Regions from separate parts of the Homo sapiens genome. Here region 2 is linked to region 1. A link is a loop called in an ENCODE intact Hi-C map of the cell type or tissue named here. Cell type or tissue: Calu3. All regions are shown on one strand. Links, peaks and the distances in the headings refer to the core of each region. The heading gives the core; the rest is flanking DNA.

Region 1 (8,772 bases), core at 3,609-6,108:
CAGTTCTAGAATGACAATTTGATGTTTAAATAAATTCTGATTATTAGAATTATGCATCTTTTCATTCAGTTTGCCTTTTTCTGTTTTCTTTATTTGTTCTCTCCAAATCTGTTAAAATTTGATCCCCAGTGTTGGAGGTGGGGCCCAGTGGGAGGTATTTGAGTCATGTGGGCAGATCCCTCAAGAATGGCTTTGTGCCCTCCCCTGTGATAATTAGTGAGTTCTCCCTCTATTAGTTCACCCAAGAGCTGGTTGTTTAGAAGAGCCTCCCTCTAGCTGTTTCTCTTACTCCTTCTCTTCCCATGTTACATGCTGGCTCCCTTTGCCTTCTGCAGTGAGTAAAAGCTTCCTGAGGCCTTCGCCAGAAGCCGAGCAGATGCTGGCACCATGCTTCTTGTACACCCTGCAGAACCCTGAGCCGCATACAACTCTTTTCTTTATAAATTACCTGGCCTCAGGTATTTCTTTATAGCCGTGCAAAATGGATCAACACACATGTTGATGGTTGTTATTTTAAAATTATTGTTTGTTGCTTATGCCTGTAATTCTAGCACTTTGGGAGGCCGAGGTGGGTGGATCACTTGAGGCCAGGAGTTCGAGACCAGCTGAAACCCTGTCTCTACTAAAAATACAAAAATTTGCCAGGTGTGGTGCACGCCTGTAATTCCAGCTATTTGGGAGGCTGAGGCATGAGAATCGCTTGAACCCAGGAGGCAGAGGTTGCAGTGAGCTGAGATCACACCATTACACTCCAGCCTGGGTGATGGAGTGAGACTGTGTCTCTAAAAAAATAAATAAATAAAATAAATACATAAAATTAAATCATTGTTTGTTAACTTGAATATCCAGATCATTTGTGGGTCTGCTTCTATTGCTTATTTTCTTCTGTTGATAATTCAAGACATTTTCCTGCCTTCATACATACCTAGTAATTTCTTTTTTTTTTTTTTTTTTGAGACAGAGTCTTGCACTGTCGCCCAGGCTGGAGTGCAGTGGCGGGATCTCGGCTCACTGCAAGCTCCGCCTCCTGGCTTCACGCCATTCTCCTGCCTCAGCCTCCCGAGTAGCTGGGACTACAGGCGCCTGCCACCATGCCCGGCTAATTTTTTTGTATTTTTAGTAGAGACGGGGTTTCACCGTGTTAGCCAGGATGGTCTCGATCTCCTGACCTCATGATCCACCTGCCTCGGCCTCCCAAAGTGCTGGGATTACAGGCGTGGGCCACCGCGCCCAGCCCATACCTAGTAATTTCTTATTTTTATTGGACATTGTGTGAGAAAAGAACAATAGAAGTTCCAGATGATATACTCTTTCGCCAGCAAAGGTTCGTCCTTTCCTCTGTATAGGGTACAGAGCTCATGACCTCAGTCCAGGAAGGGACTGATCTGTGTTGAGCTTGGACTGTGGATTTATTTGGGTTCGGTTTACATCTGGTTCATCCCTATTCCTCAGGCATAGCTCTTCTGGGCTTTTGATTGAGAAGCTAGCCAGTCTCTGTCTCCTCAGACTGAAAGATTGTGAGAGATTTGGTTCTGCTCTTCGGAGGTATTTAAGCTTAGCTCTTTAGTTTCCCTTCTAGGCCCTCAACTTTTATATATGTATATATATTCCCCAATTTAAAACTTTTAAAAGTAAACTTTAATATCAAAAATGCAAACTTGGGGAGGGCATAAAAATCACACACAAGGCTGCCACTTCACACTTCGAGGGTTGCACAACGGCCGGGCAAAGGCGCTCCTCACTTTCCAGATGGGGCGGCAACCAGGTAGAGGCGCTCCTCACTTCCCAGAAGGTGCAGCGGCTGGGCAGAGGCGCTCCTCTCTTCCCAGACTGTGGGGCAGCCAGGGAGAGGTGCGCCTTACTTCCCAGACAGTGGGGCGGCAGGGCAGAGGGCCTCCTCACTTCCCAGAGGGGGCGACAGCCAGGCAGAGGTGCTCCTCACTTCCCAGGTGGTGGGGCGGCCGGGCAGAGGTGCTCCTCACTTCCCAGACGGTGGGGCGGCCGGGCAGAGGCGCTCCTCACTTCCCAGATGGTGGGGCGGCTGGGCAGAGGTGCTCCTTACTTCCCAGATGGCGTGGTGGCCGTGGGCCCTCAACTTTAAAATCTGGCAAGTACATTGAAGGTTATGCTGGCTGTATGTTTGAGGCAGGCTTCCTCTTCCTTCCCTGAGATTATGAAAGACTCACTCTGCCTTGTAGGAGTTGATGTTCTAGCTCCTCAGCCTCCTGTGTGAACACTCCCAGAACTCACTGCCTTATGGGAGACAGTGGCCACACTTGGGGCACCTCAAGTTTCTAACCTGTCATGTTACCCCCGTGCCACCACCATAAGCCTATTGGTTTCTCTTCCCATTTGTAGACTTTCTCTGCCTGGGCCCAGCCCTGTCCTCTTTCCTACCCAGAGCTGGCACACGTTCCCAGGGAAAAAAAGCAGCTGTGCATTGTCAGCTCACTTCAGAAAAATTTCCTTCCCCTGGAATTCCATGGCTCGCCAATATCTTTTTTAAATGTGATTTTTGTAATGTGTCTGTTTTTTTCTAGTTGTTGTAGCAGGGTCATTGGACCATGGTGACTTTCCACATCCTACTCAGATATGAAATCCTAGGGAGACTGTCTTGTTTCACTCCTCAGTTTACCTCAGATCTAGAGATAGGTTAGGTGTCTTCCTTGGCTCCCCATTTCCACTTCCAAACTATGTATCTTCCCTCCTTTTTCTAAAGTCTCAGCTTCTTTGTAGTTCATAACATCAGATTTAGCACTCACTGTCTTCATTATGTACCAATCTCTATGTTTTGTTGGTAGCATTAGCATCTGGCTCACCATCTTCCTTTTTCTCTACTCCTGTCATTGTTCTTGTGCCCGCAGTATTCACAGGGATGTTCCGTTCACATCCTTGACCTTTCTTCCAGTTATCTTTGCTTTCACCGTTCCTCAGTCATGTCCTTCTATGGTCATACTCTTAACCATTTTATCCTAAATTGCTGTACCATCTCTGAAATCTCCATTTCTTCATCCACTTATCTCTTAATTTCTTAGCTCACTCACATTGGAGCTTCTACACTAGCACTTCTTCAACTGACTCAAACCACCATTTCATTCAATTATCTTTGCACTGTCAAATATTACTCTTATGTCCTTATTTCTCTCTTTACCCATCTTAGATTCCTTGGTTCATCATTATTGTGGATGTCTATTACCTAAATGTCTTTACAACATTTAGTGATTTAAAATAACAGTATTCATTTTATTATTGCCTCTCACAGTTATGGGAGTTGACAGAATATTATTGCTTGAGATCCCTCATGCACTTACATGTCAGAGTGGCTGAGGTTAAAATCATCTTGAAGGCTTCCTTACCTACATGCCTGGCAGTTGATGCTGGCTGTCGATGAGGACCTCTCCTGAGACTGACAGGTAGAACATCTATGTGTAACATCTCCATGTAGCTTGAGCTTCCTCACAGCGTGGAGGCTGGGTCCCAAAACAGGTGTCCAAGAGACAGAGCCAAGTAAAATCTCCTTTTATAACCTAGCCCCAGAAGTTACTCAACATCACTTTCACTGTATTCTCTTCATTACAAGTGGATTATTAAGACTAATCCATATTCAAGAGGAGAGGAATTAAACCCCACCTCTTTATGTAAGAAATATCATTTGCAGACATGCTTTTAAAATGCCACCACACCATCATTATGATCACTTTCAAATACGATTATCTCCTTTACCTGTTTCTCCCTCTGTCCTATTGATGTGACAAACACCCATCCCTGGTAAAACTCAAATATCCAGCAGTCCGTGCTTACCCCTGAGCAACTGAACATTATTTAAAGGAAGAACACACAATTAAACTGAATTGTGTCACTTTAAATTCAATCCTCAGTTGTCAAATGGGCTCTCAATATCCATAGTCCTACATTTCCTAGTATTTTCAGTTTCTGACAATTCCATTACACCCACAGTGAAAGAGTAGACAAAAAAAAAAAAATTCTTGGGAGGCCGAGGCGGGCAGATCACCTGAGGTTTGGAGTTCAAGACCAGCCTGACCAACATGGAGAAAGATCACTAAAAATACAAAATTAGCTGGGCGTGGTGGCGCATGCCTTTAATCCCAGCTACTCGAGTGGCTGAGGCAGGGGAGTCTCTTGAACCCAGGAGGCGAAGGTTGCGGTGAGCTGCGATCACGCCATTGCACTCCAGCCTGGGCAATGAGAGCGAAACTCCATCTCAAAAAAAAAAAAAAAAATCCTCACAAAATTCTTCCACTGAATATTAAAAAATCAATTGCATTTCAATTCACTAGAACCAAAGTTTTAAACAGTAGCTTTTAAAAATTACATTCATAGGCTGGGCGCAGTGGCTCACGCCTGTAATCCCAGCGCTTTGGGAGGCTGAGGCGGGTGGATCATGAGGTCAGGAGCTTGACACCATCCTGGCTAACAAGGTAAAACCTCGTCTCTACTAAAAATACAAAAAAAATTAGCTGGGCGTGATGGCGGGCGCCTGTAGTCCCAGCTGCTCAGGAGGCTGAGGCAGGAGAATGGTGTGAACCCGGGAGGCAGAGCTTGCAGTGAGCCGAGATCGCACCGCTACATTCCAGCCTGGGCAACAGAGTAAGACTCTGTCTCAAAAAAAAAAAAAGAAATTACATTCATAATAGCCACAAAAAATATAAGGTTTCTTAGGACAAGATGTGAAAGACCTGTTTGGAGGAATTTGTAAAATTTTATTGAAAGATGTTTAAGGTGACCTAAAGAAATGAAGTACTCTGCTGTGTTTATGAATGGGAAAATAACAACATGTAATGTCTTCCCAGAAAATGTATAAATTCAATGCAATTTTAGTTAAAGTCTAAAATTTTTTTCCCCATAAAACTAGACAGCTGATTATAATACTGCAGAAATATTGAGGAGGAGAAAAGTAGCCCTTGACACCTAGAAGCTGGACTGGTGTCATGATCTAGACCTTGGCATTGCTTTGGGCTAGCATGTTGTTAAGCCTTGTCAGTGCTGGAGGGACCCTGGAGGGAGAGGGACTTCAGTTCCTGGTTCCTGTGTGCTTCCTCACTTCTTGTTCACATGACACAGCTTCCAGGAGCATGTGTGTGGTGCACCCAGTGGTGCCCACTCTTCAGCAAGTTTTGCTCACCAGCCTCAGCCCATTGGCACCCCAGCAGGGGGCGTCTGCTCACTAGTGTGAGCTGGTGGGGTCCTGTTCACCAAGCCTTGGACCATCATGGCTGAGAACTATCTCTGTCTCAGGGCAACCTAATGGACTTCCCCACTATACCTCAGCCACACTCCACATTCTCTGAATCTCAGCCTTGGGGAGGTGGCTGCCCTCCTTCCAAGGTTATTTCATCTTTGGGTACTCTGTCTGAGCCACAGGGTGTCCTTTAGTGTTCTCTTTTGCTCTTAGTAGTTACTCTCTTTTTACTAGTTAGTAATTCTTTGAATTGCATTCTTTATTAGAATCTCTTTATGAGATAGAATAAATTGTTCTTTATTCAAAACACGGGTGTGATTTCTGTCTCTTGACTGGACTCTGAGTGATACAGGAGGATTAACTGGAGAGGGACATGAGAACTTTCCGGAGAGTTGGAAAGAAACCACACCCGGGGTGTGGGTATTTTCATTATCAAAATTATACTAATAAGATTTATGCATTTGAAATAATATAAATTTTACCTTAAATTATAATTGAGAATAGGTAGAAATGGGTAGATATATAGATGATACAAAAATCACAGAATAATTATTGTTGAAACTGGGTGATAGGTACATAAGTGTTCCCTATACTACTGTTTCTAAATGTTTGAAATTTAAAAATCTAAAATGAAAGATAGTTATGGCTAGGCTTTTTTTTTCAGAATGTATGTTGCTAGGGATGGATGGAATGACAGATTTGATTTGGCTGTGTAGTCATTTTCTGTTTGTTTGGTGTGTCAATTATCTATTGCCATGTGACATGCAACCAGTTAAAGCACTTGGTGGCTTACAACAACAGGAATCACTTAGTTTGCTTAAAAATTTGAAATTTTGGCAAGGTTTTGCAGGGGGTGGAAGATCCACTTTTAAGATGATATCTTCTTTTGCATGCCTAGCAAGTTGGTGCTGGCTGTTGGCTGGGAGTTCAGCCAGGTCTGTGAACCAGTAGGCTTGGTTCCTCTTCATCTGGACCTGCCCATGGGCTGCTTAGACTTCCTCACAGTATGGTAGCTGATTTCTAAGACCAAACCTCCCCAGAGAGAACCAGGTAGAAGTTATACCATTATTTATGATCTAGATTTGGAAGTCAACATTATTTTCACTTAGATTCAAGGGGAGGGAACATGGAACCCATTTCATGATGGGAGGTATAACAAAGGCACATTGCAAAAAGAACATGGAGGATGGGAGATACTGTTATGGCCATTGTGGAAAATATAATCTGCCATACTTGGCTTGTTCATATAAGGGGAGTCAGATCAAGTTGGATCTCAAAGCAGTCTCTAAAAAGATATAGATCACAACAGCATCACTCAGTAAGTGGATCTCAATTACTGTAATTACCCCCTTTTCTTCTTCCTTTCCCATGTTCTCCAGGAGCAGATGTCTACTGGGCATTTACAAGTTGCCTACGTAGCATCTACTTCCCTCTTCCTAATATTTCCTACATTCTTATTCTATACGCTGTCTCTTCCCTCACCTAGCCCATTTGCTTCAAGAAAACTGTCTATCCCCATCTCTGGGGTTGGACCCCAACTGGCTTGCAACAACCGGTGCATTCAGTTTCCCTGGCCATAATGTTTGTAACGACAGGGAGGCAGAAGGTATAGGGTCATGGGGGAGGGCAATATGTAATCCAAGCTGATTTAGATCAGGATGCTGGTTGGATATACCCTCTCTGGATGTTGATGGGGAAGCACTTAGTCCTGGGAACATTGGCAATTACCTGTGTGGCCACAAGGAGAGAGAATTTTAGCATGAAGTGGATTCCACAAAAGGCCAGTTGGGGAAATGGAAAGAAACCAGGCCCTAGTGACATCAGTAAGCCACTGGGTTAAACCCACACTGAAGCTTCATCTACCTTTGAATTTCTTGTAGGAGCTAATAGAGTACGTATTAAGTTGAGTTTGTTACTTGAAACCTAAAGCATCTGAAGCAAGATGAGGGGATTATTTCTTATTTGTAAGACCTTCCTAGGCCCCACATGATGGCTCATGACTGTAATTCCAGCACTTTGGCAGTGTGAGGCAGGAGGATTCCTTGAGGCCAGGAGTTTGAAACTAGCCTGGGCAACATAGTGAGAGACTGTCTCTACAGAAAAAAAAAAAAAAAAAAAAAGCCTAAGTTTGATTCTAGGCTTCACCAATTGTTAACTGGGTGACTGAGAAAATTTCCAAATCTCTCTGCTTCAGTTTTCTTTATAGTAAGATTCCAGATGGATGTGATAGAGGGCTTTATTTTCTAGAGTGGGAGGAAGAGCCATTGTGAAAGAGAAAAGTAGAAAAAGAAAATAGCAAACTGTGTCCTCAGGCAGATCAGTTTAAGTAAAGAATACAGTAATCCCTCAGTATCCATGGGGGATTGGTTCCAAGACCTTCCTTGGAGACTGATGTTGGCTGATAAAAAGTGGCATAGCATTTGTATATAACCTATACACATCCTCTTCTATACTTTAAATCATCTTTAGATTACTTATATCTAATACAATGTAAATGCTATGTAAGTAGATGGTATACTGTTTCATTTAGGGAATAATGACAAGAGGAAACATTCTGTATGTGTTTAGTGCAGATAAAACTTTTTTTCAAATATTTTTGATCTGTGGTTGATTGAATCTATGGATGCAGGACCCATGGATATAGAAGGCCAACCTGCATAGGAAAGGTGAAGATCTGAAAGTGGACTCCGTTATACTATTCTTGCCCATGTAATCCTTCAAAAGTCTTTGTGGGCTCTTGGAGATTCACATGTCCAACTTAAAGACTACTGGATTCTATGTTCAATTCAAGTTAAACAAGTAACTTAATTTTTTGAACAGATGAGGCTCTTGACACCAGCCAGTCTTTTCTCCTGGGGAACAGCAAGAGTGGTCAGCTGAGGGGGATACACTAGGACATTCTATCAGCAAATATTTGCTGGGTCTCTACCACGTGCTAGTTGAAAACACCTCAATGGCTTCAACCACTTGGAGCTGTAACTCTGAGGCTGTCCCTAGCCTGAGCTTGTCTCCTGAGCTCTCTGAGCATTTATCCATTTGGGATGAGATTATACATTGATAATACCTTTTGGGAAAACAGTTTTGAGATATGTATGAAGATCTGTAATATATACCTTTTGATTCTATATTTTCATAGAAATCTATCTTGGAGAAATAGAGATGAAGATATTTACATTTCATCATTAAGATTCAGGAAAAATATATTTTAGAAATTCAGAGGTTTTTTTTTTTTTAAGTCACCTGAAGATAGGTAGAAATTGTAGGAAAACTAAGTATTGCCTTGCGATCCCTCACTCTCCTTGTATTCTTCATTTCTGTCTCTCAGAACTCTGAGATACTCTTTCCACCACTGTGGGAATTAGCTTAATGTGCCCTCTATTTTTGGATATACTCCTTCCCAAAGGCATTTGTGTTTTGAAAGAGATTATTAAGATAGGAACTCATATAATAAAGCCTTATTGGTAGACCTTCAGACAGTGGGTCATCCAGAAATAACATAGAAACCCTAGTTTCTCCCTCAATTTTCTACTAGGTAGAAGTCAGTACATTGTTTACAGACAAACAAGGACTGC
Region 2 (5,539 bases), core at 3,040-5,539, 320 kb after region 1:
TGAAAATATTTTGCAATTATGAAGCAAAGATGACTGACTTCAACAAAATTGCATGCTTTCAAAGTTCACAAAAGTATCAAGTTTTGACTATGCAAATGCAAGAAGCACTAAGAGTAACAATAAGCTAGCACCTATCAGAGAGGTATTTCAAACTATTTACAGCTAACACCAGTCTAATCTTTAAAAAATTAAATATAGGTCAGTCATGGTGACTCACACCTGTAATCCCAGCACTTCATGAGCCCAAGGCAGGAGGATCACTTGAGCCCATGAGTGCAAGACCAGCCTGGGCAATACAGTGAGACACTGTCTCTACAAAGAAAACACTAAAAAAAAAAAAAAAAATTAATTACAGCCGGACGCAGTGGCTCATGCCTGTAATCCTAGCACTTTGGGAGGCCAAGGCAGGCGGATCACGAGGTCAGGAGATCGAGACCAGCCTGGCCAACATGGTGAAACCCTGTCTCTACTAAATATACAAAAATTAACTGAGTGTGGTGGTGCATGCCTGTAATCCCAGCTACTTGGGAGGCTGAGGCAGGAGAATTGCTTGTACCAGGGAGTCAGAGGTTGCAGTGAGCTGAGATTGCACCACTGCACTCCAGCCTGGTGACAGAGTAAGACTCCATCTCAAAAAAAAAAAAAAAAATTTTAATTACAAAACAAGATGAATCATATGTTACTTTGCACAAATAACTACTTAATCCTTAAGTAATGAGCTACCTGGTACATTAAAAATGTGATTAAAGTCATCTAATATTTAAGCACATTTATAGTGCATAAAGATTCTTCCTTACTCTTTAATAAAATGGAAGAAAATCATTTGTGGAAACTAAAATTTCTTTAGTAAGATTTCAGAATACTAGGAAAATACTATTAGTTTCACTGTACACTTTGAAATTAAATCCAAAAGAAATTTGAGGCAAAACCTCAAAACTGCTATAACCTCTGTACTTTACTAGAACTGATTTCAAGGCAAAATGTTTGCCAAGGACTTTCTGAGAGATGAATGAATGACAATGTTCTGAAAAACAGAAGAATCTCTTGAGTTTGATAGTACGATTCATAGCTTAAGGCTTTTAAAAAAATAATAGTGAAATAAAATTAGAAAAATGCTATACCTTAACAGACTGCAAGATACTAGTCCCATGCTCTGTTTCAATTTTGCAATTATCACCCTCAATACTTTGAACTTTTACACAGCCAGACCCTGATGACTTGATATCTAAACCTAGAAGTAAAAAAAGAAAAAAGCAAGTTAGTACTGCAGTTTATAAGCTCCAAAGCATTTTAACCTAGAAACCCAACTCCTCAGTTATGTCCGTAATATTGCTGAATCCTGGAAAGTGCATACTGTAAAGGTAAGGGGTCTTCTACCACAGCAACGGGACCAAAAACAATAGCCTTTCTGCCCGTTTTTAGAAACAGAGCAGTTATTTCTACTGGCCTAAATCACCTAAAGAGAACTAACATAGATGGGAAGTAAAGGAGACTACGATTCTGTTAAGTACTCCTGTGAAAGACTGTAGAAGCCTCTTCCCCAGTATATATGATCATGACTTAGGTTTTCAAATCCTATGTCTAACCTTTCATACTTAAAAAATGAAAATATTACCATGCAACTATATCACAGGTATTTGAAGTAATTTTTTAAAAATGGGAACAACTTTGAAAAAGCTAATATATACTATTAAAACTACAAGATTAGGCCATGAGCAGTGGCTCATGCCTGTAATACCAGCACTTTGGGAGGCCGAGGAAGGAGGATTGCTTGAAGCCCAGGAGTTCAAGACCAGCCTGGACAATGTAGCAAAACTCCATTTCTACAAAAAAACAAAAACATTAGCCGGGCATGGTAGCATGCACCTGTAGTCCCAGCTACTCAGGAGGTGGAGGCGAGAAGATTGCTTAAAACCGTGAAGTCAAGACTGCAGTGGGCCATGATTGTGCACCTGTACTCCAGCCTGCGTGGCAGAGTGAGTGAGATGCAGTCTCAAAAAAAACCAAAACAAACAAACAAAAAACCCCACAAGATTGTGGACAAATGGCAGTGGTATATGAAGCAAGTTTGGAAAATAAGGAATTACAAATGCCATCCTTGGCTGTCTATTTAAGATGTAACTGCAGGCATCTCTGTATACAAATTTTAAAAATTAAAAACGCTGATATTTAATTTGGAATTAACATAAATATTGATGATTTCTCTTAAAGTAGGCAAGACCCGCCCCCCCACTTGATTCCTGAAACCACAAATAGTACCAAATCCTATATATTCTATGTTTTTTCCTGTATACATATCAATGATCAAGTTTAATTTATAAACTAGGCATAGTAAGAGATGAACAATAATAACAAATACAGCAATTATAACAATATACTGTAATAAAAGTTATATTACTGTGATCTGTCAAAATATCTTAATATTTTCCTACAACAGCTGAGGCAGGTAACAAACTGAGACAGCCAAACGGTGGATAAGGGAGGACTACGGCATCTACTATTTGGGCAACTCTAAGCATTATAAAAGATGATCTTAAAAATGCTAAATGCTATTATTATTACTATCATCATCATCATCAATATCTTCCATCAGTCCCAGGAAGAATGACAGTCTGGGGAGCCCTTCCTAGAAAAGTGTGTGTACACAGTGGCTTGCCATTTAGGAAAAGCTAAGAAAGGTATCTTGCAGGCATTATTATTGAAGCTTCCTAGGCAGGCTTACCATGTGTTTTTCTTCAAAGCTTGCTACTCATGGAAAACTTAGGCCAAAAAGAATGGAAATATAACAGTAAGAAGCTGGGCGCCCGTCTAAAACCAAATACTCAAACCAGGTGATACCCGGAACATCCTATTGACAGGGCTGTTTTGGGACAGACCCCCAGGCTGTGAGCAAGATGAAATGTAGATGGACTGCCATACCATTGAATGAATTGTCAAGAAACTTCAACCTTGAAAAATAAGCCAGTTTGCTAATGACAACGGGATAAAGGAGAACACAAGCGGCTCCAGAAATAGAATTTGACCTGGATTATACCAAATCATGTTTCCATTCGATGTATAAAATTTCTATAATTGGGAACCTAATTTTTAAATACTACTCGGACACTCAAGAACAGAACAGAGGAAAAGGTGCATTTCCGAAGGGGCCAACTGTAAATTAGGTTTAGAGAGCCAGGACCAATTAAAAGTGCACGTCGACCACATTTATTAAGTTCACTGTGCGTTCCCTGGGACCCAAACCCGTTTTCACTTCACTTCACTTGCCAAACTTCAGGGGCGCGTTCACCTCCACGGACGCCTGGGGGTGGATAGTATCAGACACAATGGCCATCTCCTCCAGATCCTCGTCGTACTTCACCTGCAGGCCGTCCAGGCCCCGCACGCCGCCCTCCACGCCGCACACCGCGACCAGCACGCGGTCGCCATCCGGGTAGGTGAGGGGGTCCAGGGGCCTCACGGCCAGGTGGCACGGGAGCCGCGCCCGCAGCCGACCAAACGGGCTCACCTGCAGTGTCCACTCCTTCAGAGTTCGGCGCCCCGGGCCAGGCGGAGGGACCTCAGTCTCCGATCCGGGCCAGCGCTCGCTCCCACCTGAGCTGTACGGCCTGGCTTGGCAAGCCCAGCAAGCCCAGCGCCCAGCGCCAGCCCACAGTCGGACCTGACGGAGACAGAGACGGAAGCAGCCAAGCTCCCAACCTGAGCAGGGGGCAAGCATGGCGCGCCTCTCTCGCCAGTCCTCAGAACACTTCAGCCACAGGGAGGGTCACTTGCCACGGCCAATCGACTTGGCCACTGTGCCGCCTCAAGTCAAATAGGAGACGTAAGTCAGGGTTTGCTGAAACAAGAGCGAGCCGGTTGGCTTGACTAGGCGTTCTAAACATCAGCCGCGCAATCCCCAGGGGCAAGTTGGGATTTGAAAGCTCTAAACTCTGACCTGGACCCCTTGCCTAAGTCCACCCCCTTTCGCTAAGGCCGACGGGATAGGTAGTTCTAAGTCGCAGAGCTCTGCCTCTTAGAAACCACATTTCCCAGGAGGCAATGCGCAGGGGAGCACGGGTAAGAGGGTAGGTGTTAGAATCGCTGGAAAGGCGGGCGCCCTTTGTCTCAAGACCATTGGCTATTGGAGGGGCGGTACATGGGAGTCCACTGGCCAATGGGAAGCACGGAAGGGGCAACGCGGGTAAAGCTGCGTGGTCACCTTGGATACCAAGCACGCGACTTCTTGGTTGGAGAGGGTGGAGCTTTGGAGTGAGACCCAGGACGCCAAATCCCAAAGAGAAAAATAGGAGCCTAAATAAGGATCAGGACCAAGGGAAGGGGTAAGAAACTGCGCTTTTTAAGATGACAACTAGGTGCAAACTAGGAGTAACCTCTGTGGATGTCAACATCCAAGCTTCACTAACTTAGTGAGGGCATCTCCAGGGCATGGAGAATGCCTTGGTAAGAAAGTAAAGAGCAAGATTGGTGCTTTTTGAGGGAATTGCCTCTTTGGAAGTGTATTCCCTCCTATATTCCAAATATAGGAATAGAGTACTTGCTCCGTCCTGACCCTAAGTGACCTTACTTTGGGTTTTAATTTGCTCACTTTAAAAATGTAGATAATAATACCTTCCTTGCCTTGCCTCAAAGGGTTTTTGTAAGGATCAAGTAAGAAAATGGATGGGACCGTGGTGCACAGTCTACAAAATTACCGTGTAAAGAACTGTATTTTTATTTCAACGTACTTAACATTGATTCTGAGTTACCAAGAAAATTATGAGAGATCAGAACTTGTTTTGAGAATAGCATTGATCTCTTTGACTACAAATGATCCTCAGTTTTAGAGTGAAAAAAAAAAAAAAGACACAAAAAAGAGAGTCACCATGGTGCGGTGGAAAGAGCAGGGACAAGGGTCAGGTTATTTTCCTGGCTCTGCCACTGCTTCATCTGTGTCACCTAGACCTGTTTCTTTAGTTTTAAAATGAAGAAAGATGGTTCTAAATGACCCTATAAGGGGTGTGTGTGTGTGTGTGTGTGTGTGTGTGTGTGTGTTTACCTTTTATAATTCTATAGGCAGTAAAATAATGGGAACAGAAAGATTTATTTTCTTCTTTTTTCTTTTTTTCTTCTTTCCTGCCTGGTTTCTCTCTCCCCCTCTGTGCCCCTACTTCCTCCTAAAATGTATTCCCTAAATTATTTAGCCAAGACACCTGCAAACACTAACATTTCATAAAATGCAAGTGCCTTAAAAAATAGAAGCCCTTACCCAAGTACAATGACCAGAATTCTTGGGGCTATCGTGATAGATAGACTGGGCTAAAGTTCTCATGGGTACAAGTCTCAGGTTCTCTGCTAGCCACTACCTTTTTAAAATTTTTAAAAATTCAGTGTTCTCTTAAGTTATCATTGCCTCTTTTCTGTCCTTCTAGTCCTTCCTCCCTCCTTATTCTTTTGGTGAAGACTCACTCATTATAGGTGCTAGCTCAGGTTCAGCAAGGGCCCACTGCAATAGTTCTTTTCTTGTCTTTGTGTTTCATTGGTTATAATTATTCAGAATAAT

Evidence for each region. Peaks named below come from ENCODE experiments on the same cell type or tissue, not always from the same donor. Only the 100,000 strongest peaks of a DNase experiment are listed, where the experiment ranks them.
Region 2: a loop joins it to region 1, with 8 times the contacts of the local background. A loop is called at or near these places in 56 of 110 quality-filtered maps.

The regions. Positions count from the first base shown.
Region 1 is chr7:103,062,261-103,071,032 of GRCh38, reverse strand. All of the region lies in intron 1 of FBXL13 (F-box and leucine rich repeat protein 13), which reads left to right. Among named protein-coding and RNA genes, the nearest start is that of FBXL13, 8.1 kb to the left of the region's middle. RefSeq lists a silencer at 5,037-5,331. In Calu3, for the core only: a CTCF peak has its summit at 5,158 (motif pointing right); a DNase peak (open chromatin) is centred at 5,172.
Region 2 is chr7:102,747,384-102,752,922 of GRCh38, reverse strand. FAM185A (family with sequence similarity 185 member A) reads right to left here and starts at 3,924. Exons shown (of 8, transcript NM_001145268.2): 1 at 3,265-3,924; 2 at 1,122-1,231. The coding sequence starts at 3,715. It also overlaps the pseudogene RASA4DP. RefSeq lists silencers at 3,935-4,104, 4,145-4,234 and an enhancer at 3,907-4,201. In Calu3, for the core only: no CTCF peak of the experiment used is centred there; DNase peaks (open chromatin) are centred at 3,652 and 4,102.